Linked DNA regions of Homo sapiens: region 1 is linked to region 2. Evidence: chromatin loops called from intact Hi-C (ENCODE). Cell type or tissue: pancreas. All regions are shown on one strand. Each heading gives the region's core, and the rest is flanking DNA. Links, peaks and the distances in the headings are about the cores only.

The links. Hi-C counts contacts between places; a loop is a spot of excess contacts. Peaks named below come from ENCODE experiments on the same cell type or tissue, not always from the same donor. Only the 100,000 strongest peaks of a DNase experiment are listed, where the experiment ranks them.
Region 1: a loop joins it to region 2, with 4 times the contacts of the local background. A loop is called at or near these places in 72 of 110 quality-filtered maps.

What each region holds. Positions count from the first base shown.
Region 1 is chrX:18,903,494-18,908,493 of GRCh38, forward strand. It overlaps PHKA2 (phosphorylase kinase regulatory subunit alpha 2), which reads right to left. Exons shown (of 33, transcript NM_000292.3): 22 at 4,407-4,563; 23 at 3,525-3,604; 24 at 3,243-3,321; 25 at 3,002-3,131; 26 at 2,265-2,366. Among named protein-coding and RNA genes, the nearest start is that of PHKA2-AS1, 16 kb to the left of the region's middle. In pancreas, for the core only: no CTCF peak of the experiment used is centred there; a DNase peak (open chromatin) is centred at 3,004.
Region 2 is chrX:18,398,316-18,409,376 of GRCh38, forward strand. No RefSeq gene overlaps it. Among named protein-coding and RNA genes, the nearest start is that of CDKL5, 22 kb to the right of the region's middle. In pancreas, for the core only: no CTCF peak of the experiment used is centred there; no DNase peak of the experiment used is centred there.

The DNA of each region.
Region 1 (5,000 bases), core at 1-5,000, 500 kb after region 2:
CTGTCTGGGCAGCAGATGCAGGTGTGAATGCAGGAGAATTCAGTGCCACAGCGGGGTCTGGAGGAGAGCCCATGCCCAGGCCTGAGGGCAAGGTGCCAAATGAAATGAAGGTGGCAGCTGGAGAAGGGCCTCGGGCTGGAGGGGGAAGTGCTAGGAAAGCCAGGCTGCCAGGGGCTGGAGGTGGAGGCAACCAGAGGCCACTGATGCACTGCACCAGGCCACCACCTCTCACTCCCAACCTATCGCACCAGCCTCGGGGCTCAAACCGGTCCCTAGCCCCACCACCCACAAGCCTGGCCTCTGTGCTGTGGTAACAGCAATCATTCTAAAAGGCAAGTGTGATCGTATCACTGCCCACTCCAAAGCCTCCCAGGTCTAGCTGTCTTCAGGACAAAGGCCAAACAGTCCTCCCAGCATCACCTGAAACTCTACCAACTCGAGCCCTACCTCCCCTCAACTCCCGGCCACCTGCACCGCACTGGGCATCTGCCTGTGCTGGAAGGCCAGGCCCAGCTCAAAGGTCACCTCCTCGGGCAGCATCCCCTGCAAGCCTCACCATCCCACCTGACCCCAATGGAGCCATGGGAGTGGAGGGCACTGTGCAGGAGGAGTAGTGACAAATAAGGAACTTGGGGACAAGAACATTTAAAGGACAGCAGAGAGGCAGGAGCCCATAAGGGAGACTCAGTGATGAGCTGGGGAGGGAGGACAGACCCAGGAAAGTGGAAAACAGAAGGAGAAGGGTCTGGAAGCTACAAGAGGGGCTGTCTGGGGTGGGTGTTCGCTGGAAACATTTATCTCAGACATCTCAGGATTTAATCAAAATTCTAAGCCTATTTGGGCTTCCTAATTTACAAAAATTGAGCAATTACAAAGGACAGCTAACAAATGATGTTATATGTTAAAAAGACAGCATGTCTTCTGCTCTTGCTTGCAATCGCACATATTTATGACTTTCAAATGACATTACTCAGTTCCTAGTTTCATAGCATCTATAGCTGTACATCTAATGACAAATTTTTAGTAATTATCTGTGTCAAGCCATGAATACTATAATGATGAGCAGAACACATTAAATATTTATCTCGTACATTACCATTTCAAGGACTCTGCCTTGGAAAGAACTGGAAATTACTTTTGCAAAAGCATTCTGAGCACCCCTCCTTCGGGAAAGGAGAAAAACCACCAAAACACATCTGACTGCACGATGCTGTCTTTGTTTGCAGCCAGCACATGCTCAGGAAACATACAAAGTACCCAATGTCCTTCTTATTAAATAATAAAGGAATGATAGCCCACAGTGCATTTCTTTGGCTTGATGAAATAAATTCACCAACGTGCCTGCAAATCATTTAGCTTTTTTATGAGGAGGAGAAATGATAATTGCTTCAATTATAATTAGGGAACATTTGAGAACAAGAATCACGCCAGGACTTGGGTGATTATGTTTCCCAGCACTGCAAGCAGGGTTCCGGTTCAGATAAAAACAGAGTGAGCGAGGCAGGACAAAGCAAAATAAGTTAGCTCGAGCATGCTGAGGTCACAGAGGGGTCTCCTCCCTGCCCTGTGGAGGGTGATGTGAGGCCGGGTTGAGAATGTTTTTACCCAAACCAAAGGGCAGGATGCTCAGGTGGTGTGAAAGGACAGCCCTTTCACCCTGGCATTCGGGGTCCCCCACACTTCTAACACTTTTTTTTGAGAACAGAGTTTTGCTCTGTCGCCCAGGCTGGAGCGCAGTGGCGCGATCTCAGCTCACTGTAACCTCCACCTCCCGGGTTGAAGCAATTCTCCTGCCTCAGCCTCCTGAGTACCTGGGATTACAGGCGCGCGCCACCACGCCTGACTAATTTTTTTTGTATTTTTAGTAGTGACGGGGTTTCACCACGTTGGTCAGGCTGGTCTCAAACTCCTGACCTCGTCATCCGCCCACCTCAGCCTCCCAAAGTGCTGGGATTACAGGCGTTAGCCACCGAGCCCAGCCAACACTTTTGCGTAAGTGATGGTGCCAGGTGCTTACGACTACAGGAGGCGGTATACCACACCCACATGCTGTGCCAACCTGGGCAAGAAAAGCTCGCCCAGCACACTGCGAGCAAGTCTCAAAGCCCCCAAAGCAGGAAGCTTGAGCCTAGGACTCTGTCCATCTCCTTCAGGTAGGAGCCTTCTCTTCCCACATTCGCTATGCCCCACAGTGCTGGTTCTAATGTCTGCTGCATGTAAAGGAGGCAGCTCCCTGAAGACGTTAACAGGAGCATGGAACTTACCACTTCTTTCAACGCCAAACTCTTTCCCACTTAGAATATGGTGCAGGAGATTTTTCATATCGAAAGGGCTGAGGTTCATCAAACTTTCAGAAGCCTCTTCTCCTAAAAACAAATATCTTGTAAGTGTCCCAAACACAGGGCTGGTGGCGGGTAAAGGTAGGGTCAGGTGGACGTGGGTGGGGAGGGAGGTGATAGCAGATGCCATGGCAGGTCCCCCTGTTCAGGAGAACCTCACTATTGCTTTGGGGCTGAAATGCACTGTTCCGTGGGGATTCTAAATGCTGCCGTTTAAATCATGTATCTGCTTAATTCTTAGACACATGATGTTTCACAATGTATGATCCCCAACGTTGGATGTCTCATGATGGATTTTTATATTCAAATTGGTAGGGTTTCTCCCAGTGAAGGTGTTATAAAATGGGGGTGACATCTCATAGCAAGGGCATCCAGGAAGGAGCTTAGATGTCGGGTACAGGGCGGAAGATTCCACATCGCCTTTGAGGCTATAATGGTAAACATCACCAGAGCCCCATTCTCCCTGACTTATGAACTTCAGCTCTATGCCGCATGGATGGGAGTTCCATCTAAATGAGAGAAGCTGGTAAGGCCTGAGCTTGCCACAGGCTTGGATGCTGGGTTCGAGATAACCTAAGCAGTTCTTCCCCTGAGAGTGGAGGCCGTGGCCGGGTGGTTGGGGTGGGGTGCGGCGGGAGCTGCAGGAGCTGCGGGCATCTCACCTGAGCAGTTCAGGCTCCGTGCCAGCTCCGTGGCCATCACCTGAATGATCAGTCCAATCCGGAGTCTCAGCATCTCCACAAAGAGGCTGGGCTGCGCCCTGACATACATGGCCAGGTAAACCACAATCTCCTGAGGCAGACACACACGGAGATAGGGTTTCAGAGACAGGGTGAGTGGCTGAAGGGTCCCCTCCACTCTGAGGAAGGCTGTGGCCCGACCCCTCCCACACCAGCCCCAGACCTGCGTGAGGACGGCAATGCTGATGTCCTGCCCACTGGCCTCGTAGATGAGTTTTGTGAGCTCCTCTGGGGGAAGGGGCCTAGAAAGGAGCATTGTGTCACGAATGTGATGAGGTGTCTTGAGACAGTGCCTCCTCGCCCTCCATGGAACACCCTTATTTTCTGTGCTAGACGCATCCATGTGACAGAGTGTCTTTAAAAAGCCCCTCCTCCGAACACTGGGAAGCGCTGTTTTCCCCATGGCTCCCCCGCAAACCTGAGGTCCCCAAGGCTGAGGACTTACGCAGAGATGATCTTCTCCCGGGGCTCGGGCGGCAGGCCCACGGTGAGCTGCTTCTGGTGCGAAAGCAGGTCTGTGCAGGCCTGCGCAGTTAAGGGGAAGGGTGAGAGGCAGAGCGCGAGAGAGATACTGGCAAAGACGACAGACAGGCAGTGGGGAGGAGACACTGCCAATCAGATCGTACATTTACCTTTACAAACTTAGTGACCCATGTTGCCCTTGATCTGAAAAATTCATACCTAGACCCCAGACTAAGCAACCCAGACAGGGATGGGTGTCTGTGGTCTCTGTCTCCAATGTGTGGCCCCAAGCCTGGCTCCGAAGGGCCCGTCAGTGGGCGTTTAATGCCCATCCACTAGCAAACACATTGGACTCCCTGCTATTGAGTGAGACAGGGATGAGTCCGAAGATACCGATGGTAAGAGTTAATAACCATATTCAATTCCTAAGTTACCCGTTTCCCCATTATTCACATCTAATAAATGCCATCATCTTACCATCATGACACTGAACTCGAGTGTCTTAGAAAGCAGCTCTGGATTTTGCCTGGCCTTGGGGTTATAAATATTAATGATCACTGTACTGTGGATGTGTGAAAAAAAGAGAGCTCTAAGAGGCTGCCAGGCCACAGAGCACTTTCATTTGATTTCCTGGCGAGACTTTTTCCGTAGCCAAGAAAGAACAAAACCAATCCACTTGCATTTCCTTCCCTCTGCTCGCCTTCCTGGAGCAGCAGGCAGGCAGGAGAGAAGGGCCCGCTCCACCTGTGGGTTAAAGAATGGGGCTCCTTCACAAGTAAGAGGTATAACTGGGAGATTGGAAGTGGAAGAGGAAGGGGGCACGAGCTAGTGAGCACACATGGGCAGCCTGCACAGTCGCACTGACCTCAGCCAGGACCTCCACTTTCTTCCTGAGAAGGCCTGAGATGTAGCGAATCAGACCCCACTCCTGGTTCAAGCCGGCTTTCCCATAGAGCTCACCAAGAAGGTTTTGAACGGTGACCCCGTGCTGTCCAGAGAGATTTGTGTCCCAGCTGGGACCCCTGCCAAGAGGTAGAAAAACCCAGAAATATGGTCCAGAAAGTTTAGACTGGGAGAGGAATGGATCACTGTGCATTTTGCACAGCACTTGGGCTCTCCCAGTGCCCCTGAGTCTCACTGAGAGGGTTACGCCCGACCAAAGCTTCCCTATGTCCTTTGAAACAGAAGCCTAACATCAGGACGTGGTGGCCTCCTGGCCTCACATAGCCTTCTCATGCTGGGGGACCAGCATCAGTAGGCAGAGAAGGGGATGGAAGTCTCATTCCTGGTGATCCTGGGTAACTGGGGTGAATATAATCATGACCTGGGCTGGCTAGAAGGCCAAGAATACTACGGAAAAAATTAAGGAGAACTGAGAAAGCTTAGCCTAGTAAAGACCATAAACTTACTGCTACGGCTTGAATGTCTGTTTTCCCCCAATTCCTATGTTGAAATCTTA
Region 2 (11,061 bases), core at 3,729-8,728:
TTTGGGAGGCCGAGGTGGATGGATCACCCGAGGTCGGGAGTTCGAGACCAGCCTGACCAACATGGAGAAACCCCATCTTTACTAAAAATACAAAAATTAGCCAGGTGTGGTGGCACATGCTTGTAATCCCGGCTACTCAGGAGGCTGAGGCAGGAGAATGGCTTGAACCTGGGAGGAGGAGGTTGCAGTGAGCCGAGAATGCACCACTGCACTCCAGCCTGGGAGACAGAGCGAGACTCTGTCTCAAAAAAGAAAATAAAAAGAAAGAGGAAGAGTTGGAATGGGATGGGGTCTTGGAGGCTGGCTGGGATTTGCATAGTGAACAGAAAGAGGTTTAACACTCCACAGAGTGAAATTGAATTTTGGGAAGCACAGTGGAGCCAGAGTGCGGGGCCTCTGAATGGTCAGCAAAATGCATGAGCATGTCTGCAATTAGGGCTCAGGATGGAGAACAGGTGGGAGCGGGCTGCTGTTAAGCCCAAAGCTTCTCCCCACCTGGGCCGTTCTGCTCGTGCCTCTGTCCACCAGGCAAAGAGCAGCCTCGAAGAGGACTTCAGAGTCCCGTGAGGAGCCTGGATCTTTCTTTGTAGAGCGTGGGCAGTCACAAAGCTTTTCTTAGCTAGGCAGTGACACGATCCAAGCTGTGATTTAGGCAGATTAGCTTGGCAACTCCGTATAGGATGGACTGAAGGGAAGAGAGAGCCAGAGACAGAAGAAAGTGTTCCCGGGCCAAGGCCATTGTCGGAAGATGGGTGGAGGTAATGGCCTGAACTAGGACCATGGCCTCGCGAATGAAAATAAGGGAAGCAATGAAAACAAACTGGGAAATTGTTGATAGGACTTGGCTACTGTTGCATCCAGAAGACTACGGAGAAATTAAAGAGGGCTCCAGGGCTCGGGAGAATTGTGGTGTTGTAACTGAGCTCAGGTCTGAGCCACTCGTCACCTGAAAGCCAAAAACTTAAGAGATGAGCTTTGTTGAAAGGAAAGTTAGTTTTATCTGAGAAGCCAGCAACCTGAGGCAGGCATTAAATTAGCGTTGAAAGACCAGCTTTCCTACTTGTGCCTCTGGATCAGGGGTTTTTAAGAGAAATTAGGGGAAATGATGATCAAAACATTCTTGCGGACCAGGCGCGGCAGCTCATGCCTGTAATCCCAGCATTCTGGGAGGCCAAGGCAGGTGGATCACCTGAGGTCAGGAGTTCGAGACCAGCCTAGCCAACATAGTGAAACCCCATCTCTATTAAAAATACAAAAATTAGCCGGGTGTGGTGGCACGTGCTTGTAATCCCAGCTACTCGGGAGGCTGAGGCTAGAGAATCACTTGAACCCAAGAGGCGGATGTTGCAGTGAGCCAAGATCGCACCACTGCACTCCAGCCTGGGTGACGGAAACTCTGTCTCAAAAACGAACGAACAAAAATTCTTGCGAAACATGCATGGCCTCTGACAGGCAGTTAATAATTGCTTTCTTGGTCAACTTTCTGTGGTCTTCTGCAGGCACCATCAGCATATTCTTATCAGGCCAGTCAGCCCGTTCCCAGAGTTGTTGGTCTGCGTGTTTTCTTTCATCTTCGTTGAAAGCCCTAGTTTCCCGAGGCTGTTTCTAGTAAATAATCTACAAACTCAAGCAAAGCAATAATTATATTCAAGCAAGCAAACTTTTTTTTTTTAGATGGAGTTTCACTGTTTCACCCAGGCTGGAGTGAAGTGGCGCAATCTTGGCTCACTGCAACGTCCGCCCTCGCCTGGGTTCAAGCGATTCTCCTGCCTCAACCTCCTGAGTGGCTGGAATTATAGGCGCCTGCAACCATGCCCGGCTAATTTTTATATTTTTAGTAGAGACGGGGTTTTGCCTTGTTGGCCAGGCTGGTCTCGAGCTCCTGACCTCAGGTGATCCACCCACCTCGCCTCCCAAAGTGTTAGGATTACAGGCGTGAGCCACTGCATCCAGCCAAGCAAACTTGTTTCTTTTTTTTTTCTCTCCTCTTCAAGCAAACTTTTTTCTAACATAGAGTCAGTACTGTTACAGTGGCCTAAAGGACAATAAGGGACGTTGAGAGAGGCAGGCAGCTTTGGAAAGATTAGAAAAAGTTCATTGGTATAAATGTCAAGCCTGGCGGGGTTCAATGGCTCACACCTGTAATCCCAGCACTTTGAAAGGCTGAGGTGGGAGGATTGCTTGAGTCCATGAGTTTGAGACAAGCCTGGGCAACATAGCGAGACCACATCTCTACCAAAAATTAAAAAAACAGCCAGGCATGTTGGTGCACACCTCTGGTCCCAGCTACATGGGAGGCTGAGGTGGGAAAATAGCTTGATCTTTGGGAGATATTATATATTAAGAATATATAAGATTAGGTTTGAGTATTAGTGAAGAATGCACTGAGCTGGTAACTAGGTGATCACGACTGAAAGGGAGTCAGGATCATGCATGCATGGGTTTGGGTAAAGTGGCGGATTTTGAAAATCAGACAATAAAAAGCTACATTGGGGTTCTGAGAGAGAGAAGCTTGAGCAGATGAAAGTTAAGGCACTGGCGAACGCAGTGGCTCATGCCTGTAATCCCAGCACTTTGGGAGGCCGAGGTGGGCGGATCACTTGAGGTCAAGAGTTCAAGACCAGCCTGGCCAACATGGTGAAACCCCATCTCTACTAAAAATACAAAAAAAATTAGCTGGGCATGGTGGCGCATGCCTGTAATCCCAGCTACTCGGGAGGCTGAGGCAGGAGAATCGCTTGAACCTGGGAGGCGGAGGTTGCAGTGAGCCGAGATCACACCACTGCATTCCAGCCTGGGCAACAGAGCGAGACTCCATCTCAAAAAAAAAAAAAAAAGTCCAGGCACTGGCATTCCAAGCCTGGCAGCTGGGAATAGAGTGTGGCATGTGATGAGCTATTCAGGCTTCACCTGGGCTGGTGCGTGGCTATCATTGGTGTCAGTGGCCTGCAACAGAGCCAGAACAGTGCAGAAATGGTGGTGTTAGGTGATGTGTTCACATGGATATTGAACTCACAAGGGCCTGCCTGTGAATCACCATGTGCGGACTTTATAATATCAGCTGACACTTACTTACGGTGTGCCAGGCACCATTCTAAATCCTTCACATGTGTTAAACCACTCAATTCTCTCAACAAGCCCAAGAGGTAAGTGTGATTAGTATTCCCCATTTTGTAGATGGGTAAACTGAGGAAGGCAGCACTTAAGTAAGTTGCCCAAGGTCACACAGCTGGGAAGCGGATGAGCCAGAATTTGAATGTAAGCGGTCCGGTGCCAGAGTCCATGCTCTTAACCACTGTACTGCCTTTATACAAGCAGATGCCTGAGTCCAACCAGGATGATGGTCCTGGATCCTTCTCATTTGTCCCTGTCCTGTTTTTTTGTCTGAGTTTGGTCTCCCTCTGTGTGTTAACTCTTAGCTTTGCAAAAAAATATTGATCTTGTCTCCGGCCTTTGGAACACATGTTTGTATTTGGTCTTTCCAGTGGAGTCTCAGGTGGCCTCTGACTAGATTTGTCTCTCTGGGTCATCATAACCCACATTGCTCCAACCAGCATCCTGGGTCCGACTGCAGACACTCTTACTCTGAAACCGGCTTGCTCTCCTTTGATTCCAGCCTCCCAAGGCCCTATCCTTGACCTCCCATCTCTGGGGTTAGCTGGGTCGAGTAAACCCCCAGTGGGGAGGCCCAAGTGCATAGCAGCTCAGGGATCAGACCCTTGCCCCACCATGACCCCCTCTGATGGCTGATACAGGGAAGATTTGGAGACCTGGGGACTTGCTGTCCTGGCAGACACAGGTTTCAGCTGAGGCCAGGGGATGGAGGTAGGGAGACAGCAAGAAATTCGGTTTAGAATGCAGGGGAACTGGCCTCATCAGGCACCATAGGATGGCCTCAGGGATGAGGGGAGGGGGCAGGCTAAGTGAAGTGGGGTCAGGAATGAAAGCACAAGTGGTGACAGTGGGAAGGAAAAGCCGAGCCAGAGAGCCCCATTGCTAAGGAAAGCTGCGGTGATCGCGAGAGCCCTCTGCCCGCTGGAGTCCTGCTTGGGTGTGAGAGGGACCTGGGGTTCACTGTTCAGTCGCTTCTGCTGGACACAAGCCTTTTAGTCTCTCAAACAGAGGTTGTAACTCTTGTGAGTCCTGGCCTCTGAAAATCTGGTGAAAAACATGGACCATCCCCTAAGACAGTCGTAGGAGTGCACACAACCAATCCACATTCTGCATGTAATGTGGGTGAGCCATAGCTCCCTCTGGAAATAAACCCTGGATCTCAGGGTAAGAATTCCTGCTCTAGAACTTTTAACATCACCCCCATTCTTTTTTTGTTTTGTTTTGTTTGTTTTTGAGACAGAGTGTCACTCTGTCGCCCATACTGGAGTGCGGTGGTGCGATTTCCGCTCACTGCAACCTCTGCCTCCCGGGTTCAAGTGATTCTCTTGCCTCAGCCTCCCTAGTAGCTGCGATTACAGGTGCGCACCACCACGCCTGGCTAATTTTTGTATTCTTAGTAGAGACAGGGTTTTGCCATGTTGGCCAGGCTGGTCTTGAACTCCTGGCCTCCAGTGATCCACCCACCTCAGCCTCCCAAAGTGCTGGGATTACAGCCATGAGCCACCACACCCAGCCTCAGGTAGTTCTTTATAGCAACGCAAGAACAGACTAATACACAAAGTGATGCATCTACAAGCCAAGTAATGCCAAGGATTGCCAGCAAACCACCAGAAGCTGAGGAAGAGGCTCTCACAGCCCTCAGAAGGAGCCAACCCTGCGGACACCTTGTTCTCACACTTCTGGCCTCCAGAACTTCGAGATAATAAATGTCTGTTATTAAACTGCCCAGATTGTGGCACTTTGTTGCAACAGACTGAGCAGATGAATACAGTGGAGGAGCGCCTGTGGTTCTTGTTTGGGCACAGAGCTGTGAGTGCATACACTGGCTACTGCATCATACGAGGAAATGGAGAGAAGGCAGGAGGGAGGGAACATGAAGTACACTGAGGCCCAGGTCTAGAGGCCAGCTGGTTGTGGGCTAAAGGCGGCAGCAGACAGATTTGCTTGGTTTTAGGATTGAGCAGGTGTCAGAGCTGGGAAGTGCTGAGAAATGAGGTCACAGAGTGAAACAGGCAACAGCTCAAAGAAAATCAGATGAGGGCGGGGTGTGGTGGCTCACACCTGTAATCCCAGTACTTTGGGAGGCCGAGATGGGGTGGATCACTTGAGCTCAGGAATTTGAGACCAGCCTGGGCAACATGGTGAAACCCCGTCTCTACTAAAAGCATAAAAAGTAGCCAGGTATAGGTGGCTCATGCCTGTAATCCCAGCTACTAGGGAGGCTGAGGCACAAGAATTGCTGGAACCCAGGAGGCGGAGATTACAGTGAGTCAAGATTGCACCACTACACTCCAGCCTGGGTGACAGAGCGAGACCCTGTTTCAAGGAAAAGAAAAGAAAATCAGATGAGGTTTAGGTGGATTTGGTCATGGAAAGAAAGGCCTTGGGGCGAGGGAGGCTTGGATGCCACGAGTAATCTCTTCAGCCCTCACCTCCGTACAAACAACTTTAAATCAATATACAATCGCTTGAACCTGGGAGGCAGAGGTTGCAGTGAGCCGAGATTGTGCCACTGCACTCCAGCCTAGGGGACAGAGCAAGACTCTGTCTCAAAAAAAAAAGTAAATAAATATACAATTTAATTAAAAAGTGTGTTGATGTAAACATACAATCTTTAGGAGAGGTTGCATAGACCAAGCTGTTGTCCTAAGCCCCCTGTATTAGTCTGCTAGGGCTGCATAACAAAATACCACTGAGTGGGTGGCTTAAACAGTAGAAATTTATTCTCTCACGGTTCTCAGGGCTGGAAGTCCAAGATCAGTGTATCAGCAGGTTTAGTTTCTCTTGAGGCCTCTCTCCATGGTTTGTAGATGGCCACCTTCTTGCTGTGTCCTCACATGGCCTTTTCTCTATGGATGTGAACCCCTGCTACCTCCTCCTCTTCTTATAAGGACATCAGTCATATTGGATTAAGACCCTACCCTAAGTGCCTCATTTTTTCTTAGTTACCTATTTAAGGGCCCAATCTTCAAGTATAGTTACACTGAGGATTGAAGCTTCAGTATATTAATTTTGAGGCTGGGTGAAGTGGCTCACACTTGTAATCTGCAGCACTTTGGGAGGCCAAGGCAGGAGGACCGCTTGAGGCCAGGAGTTCAAGACCAGCCTGGGCAATAGAGTAAGAGCTTGTCTCTACAAAAATTAAAAGAAAAATTAGCTGAGCGTGGTGGCACACACTTGTAGTCCCAGATACTCGGGAGGCTGAGGTGGGAGGATCCCTTCAGCCTCAGAGGCAGAGGTTGCAGTGAGCCAAGATCATACAAATGTACTCCAGCCTGGGTGACAGAGCAAGGCCCTGTCTCAAGACACAATTCAGGGCCAGGTGTGGTGGCTCACGCCTGTAATCCCAGCACTTTGGGAGACCGAGGCAGGCAGATCACTTGAGCTCAGGAGTTTGAGACCAGCTTGGCCAACATTGTGAAACCCGGTCTCTACTAAAAAAATAAATAAATAATAGCCAACCATGGTGGCGTGTGCCTGTAATCCCAGCTACTCGGGAAGCTGAGGCACGAGAATCGCTTGAACCCGGGAGATGGAGGTTGCAGTGAGCCAAGATCAGGCCACTGCACTCCAGCCTGGACAACAGAGCGAGACTCCATCTCAAAAACAAACAAACAAACAAAAAAACCACAATGCAGTCCATAACACCCCTCTTATGAAAAATTCTGGGCCCATCTTTGTAAGGAAGAGAAAGAGCTGAAGAATTGCAAGGAGCATAACTTGTTTACTAAGGTAGCTTTGGAAAGGAGAGCAAGAGAGGCTAGCAGGGTGTATTAGTCAGGGTTCTCTAGAGGGATATAACTAATAAGATAGATGTATATGTAAAGAGGAGTTGGCCAGGCGTGGTGGCTCACGCCTATAATCCCAGCACTTTGGGAGGCCGAGGTGGGCAGATCATCTGAGGTCAGGAGTTCGAGACCAGCCTGGCCAACATGGTGAAACCCCGTCTCCACTAAAAATACAAAAAATTAGCTGGACGTGGTGGTGCATGCCTGTAATCCCAGCTACTTGGGAGGTTGAGGACAGAGAATTACTTGAACCCAGGAGGCAGAGGTTGCAGTGAGCCGAGATCACGCCACTGCACTCCAGCCTGGGTGACAGAGCGAGACTCCGTCTCAAAATAAATAAATAAATAATAAAGAGGAGTTTATTAAGGAGTATTGACTCACATGATCGCAAGGTGAGGTCCCACAATAAGTTGTCCACAAGCTGAGGGGCAAGGAAGCCACTCTGGGTCCCAAAGCTGAAGAACTTGGAGTCCAATGTTCAAGGGCAGGAAGCATCCAGCACAGGAGAAAGATGGAGGCCGGAAGACTAAACCAATCTAATATTTCCAAGTTCTTTTGCTGCTTTTATTCTGGCCGAGATGGCAGCTGATTAGATGGTGCCCACCCAGACTGAGGGTAGGTCTGCCTTTCCCAGTCCACTGACTCAAATGTTAATCTCCTTTGGCAACACCCTCACAGACACACTCAGGATCAATACTTTGCATCCTTCAATCCAATCAAGTTGACAGTATTAACCATCACACAGGGAGAAGAGAAGGTTGAACTAGGTGGAACAGTCAAAAAGGGAGAACTCATGTAGGTTAGTAGGTTATTTATTTAGGGTAATTTTTTTTAAATGGTCAGTGGAGACTGAGGGATTGAAAAATTCATGCCATTTGTGGGGTCGGAAAGCTATTGCAATGAGAGGAAAGGGAAAACTGGATTATATGAAGTATTGTGGGAGCTGCAAATTGATGAAGTGTGGTTGCTCTTTTTTTTTTTTTCTTTTTGGGGCAGGGTCTCACTCTGTCACTGAGGCTGGAGTGCAGTAGCATAATCTTGGCTCACTGCAACCTCCGCCTCCCGGACCCAAGTGATCCACCCATCTCAGCCTCCACAGGTTCGAGCCACCACGCCCAGCTGATTTTTGTATTTTTTATGGAGACAGGATCTCACCATGTTGGCCAGGCTGGTCTCAAACTCCTGAGCTTGAGCGATCCTCCTGCCTCGACCTCCCAAAGTGCTGGGATTACAGGCGTGAGCCACCGCACCCGGCCTGTAGTTGCTTTTGGAGGTCGGGCTGTGCTGCTTGAATGACTCTCAGCACGTAGAATGGATTATGGGGGGGTGCTGATTTCTATGTGGGTTACAAAAGAAGCAAAATGCACAGAACTGGGAAGAGGATGTGAGTCAGGGTCCTGCTCATGATTTACACATTTTTATAACTTGGGAGTCTGGGAATCTGAGAAACAGATACCAGTGCAACTGGATGCTTTCAACAGGACAAAATACAGAGCAAAAAAAAAGTGAATAGATTAAGCATTAAGTGTAGACAGAGGATTTCCCAGATGGTGTCAATTTGGCACCATTGTTCCCTCAAATTGTTTGACTCTGACTAATTCTTTCCCCCAATTTGACATTTTGAAAGAAACCTCTTGGAACCATATTTCATATGGAACAGAGGCAGAGAAACATTTCGGTTGCTGAGTAAATATAGGCCTGGTTGCGTTCATTTCAGTGGCAGTCACATTATGGTAATAAAACCTGATACTTTTGGAGCTCTAACTAATCTAAGGAAGGTACGATTATGAGGAAATCAAGACTTAAAGAGGTGAATGTGCTTGTTCAGGGTCACCCTGCCGGTGAGCAGCAGAACTCGTAGTAAAGTTGAGGGTAGATGGTACTGCAGGGCGGGCCTGCACACGGGTTTCCCTCATTGTATGTTGTCTCAGCCTATAAAATCTGCTGTATCTTAGTGAATGAAGGAAGGAATTTAATACCTGTTCTCTGAATCTCATATTTTTAGAAAATTGTAAAGATTAGGGCTGGGCATGGTCGCTCACACCTGTAATCCCAGCACTTTGGGAGGCTGAGGCAACCGGATCACTTGAGCCCAGGAAATATTCCTGTTCCTGGAAAAACCACTAGACATTTAGTCTCTTTTAGAAGAATAGTCAGACTTTGGCTTTCCCTGTATTTTGTCTTAAGAGTTATAAGGGTTTCTGGCCAGGCATGGTGGCTCACGCCTGTAATCCAAGCACTTTGGGAGGCCAAGGCAGGTGGATCACTTGAGGTCAGGAGTTCAAGACCAGCCTGGCCAACATGGTGAGACCCCCCCATCTCTACTAAAAATACAAAAATTAGCTGGGCGTGGTGGCAGGTGCCTTTAATCTCAGCTACTCAGGAGGTTGAGGCAGGAGAATTGCTTGAACCTGGGAGGCGGAGGTTGCACTGAGCCAAGATCGTGCCACTGCACTCCAGCCTGGGCGACAGAGTGAGACATCATCTCAATAAATAAATAAATAAATAAATAAAAATGTAAAAATAAAAACAAAAATACAAAAAGTAGACAGGTGTGGTGGCACACGCCTATAGTCCCAGCTACCAGGGTGGCTGAGGCTGGAGAATCACTTGAACCTGGAAGGCAGAGGTTGCACTGAGCCGAGATCGAGCCACTGCACTCCAGCATGGGTGACAGAGCAAGACTGTTTCAAAAAAAAAAAAAAAGTTATAAGGGTTCCTTCTGGTGATTAGTTGAATGAAGTCTGGGGCCACTGGGTAGGCAGGTGATTAGAAATGGGCACATCACTGTAACCATATGTCTCCAGGAAGAAGAATTGAGTGGCACAGAAGGGTCACTAGTCCCAAAATATCAGCACGAGATGAAATTGTTTTAGGGAAGGTGTAGGTTAGGAAGGCTTTTCCATTTACAGATTCGTCTGAGAGTAGTGACACTTTAGACATCATCCTCGCCAGGGCTGTCTGGTAATAACAAAGCTTTTTGGGTTAGTGGCAAAGTTAGCTCTCTGTGCTGATATCTTGCTAAATTATAAAATGCCCTTCAACTCCTCATTCCTCCTATCATGGTCCTCTTTCTCTATTGAAGATGAGATTAATTTTTAGTGAAAAAATAAAATATGAACTGAGACTTGTCACGGGTTGGGTTCTGCAGGAAGCAGACTCCGAGACGGACACAGGATGTTTATTAGGAAGTGCTCTTGGGTGAAGCTCTGTGGAAGGGAGGGGAGAGAAGCAGGAGTGGGTGACTTCTGGAGCTTCATCCTGGGTTCGGGCCAGATGGCCAGGCCTTTGTAACCTTGTATCTATCAGCCATCAGATGCAGGCCACCTGGATCAGGTGGCTGTACAGCTGAGATAACTCCTAAATGAGCCAGCATTCCCAGTTGCTAGGACAAGCCTTTCATCCAAGAGGACTTGGGCTGGTGCACCAAGGTATCCACCACGACACTCAAAGTGGATGATACATATGAATTGATAGCGTAAAAACAAAAAGCACACCTGCTTAAATTGATATTCCCACCTGCACGGATTCATTCTGCAGGAAGAGCAACAGCCTGCAATACATGGGCCAACAAGTTCATGTGCCTGTTGCTGAATATGGGGTCTGGACTGCGACCAAGACCTTTTCATTTATACCATGGCAGCCTCCAGCAGACATGCCATGGAAATAAAGAAAAAGAAAACTCTGCCTCACTGCAATATTTATTCATTTTTTCGAGACAGGGTCTCACTCTGTTGCCCAGGATGGAGCATAGTGATGCTGTCACAGCTCACTGCAGCCTTGAACTCCTGGGCTCAAGCGATCCTCTTGCCTCAGCCTCCCAAGTAACTGGGACCACAGGGGCACACAACCACACCTGGCTAAATTATAAACATTTTTTGTAGAGGCAGGGTCTCACTATGTTGCCCAGGCTGGAGTGTAGTGGCATGATCATGGCTCATCATAGCCGCGACCTTCCAGGCTCAAGCAATCCTCCCACCACAGCCTCACGAGTATCTGGGACCATGGGCATGCACCACCATGCCCAGCTAATTTAAAAAATATTTTTGCAGAGATAGGGTCTCCCTATATTGCCCAGGCTGGTCTTGACTCAAGTGATCCATCCACCTTGGCCCCCCAAAATGCTGGGATTACAGGTGTGAGCCACTGCTCCTGGCCC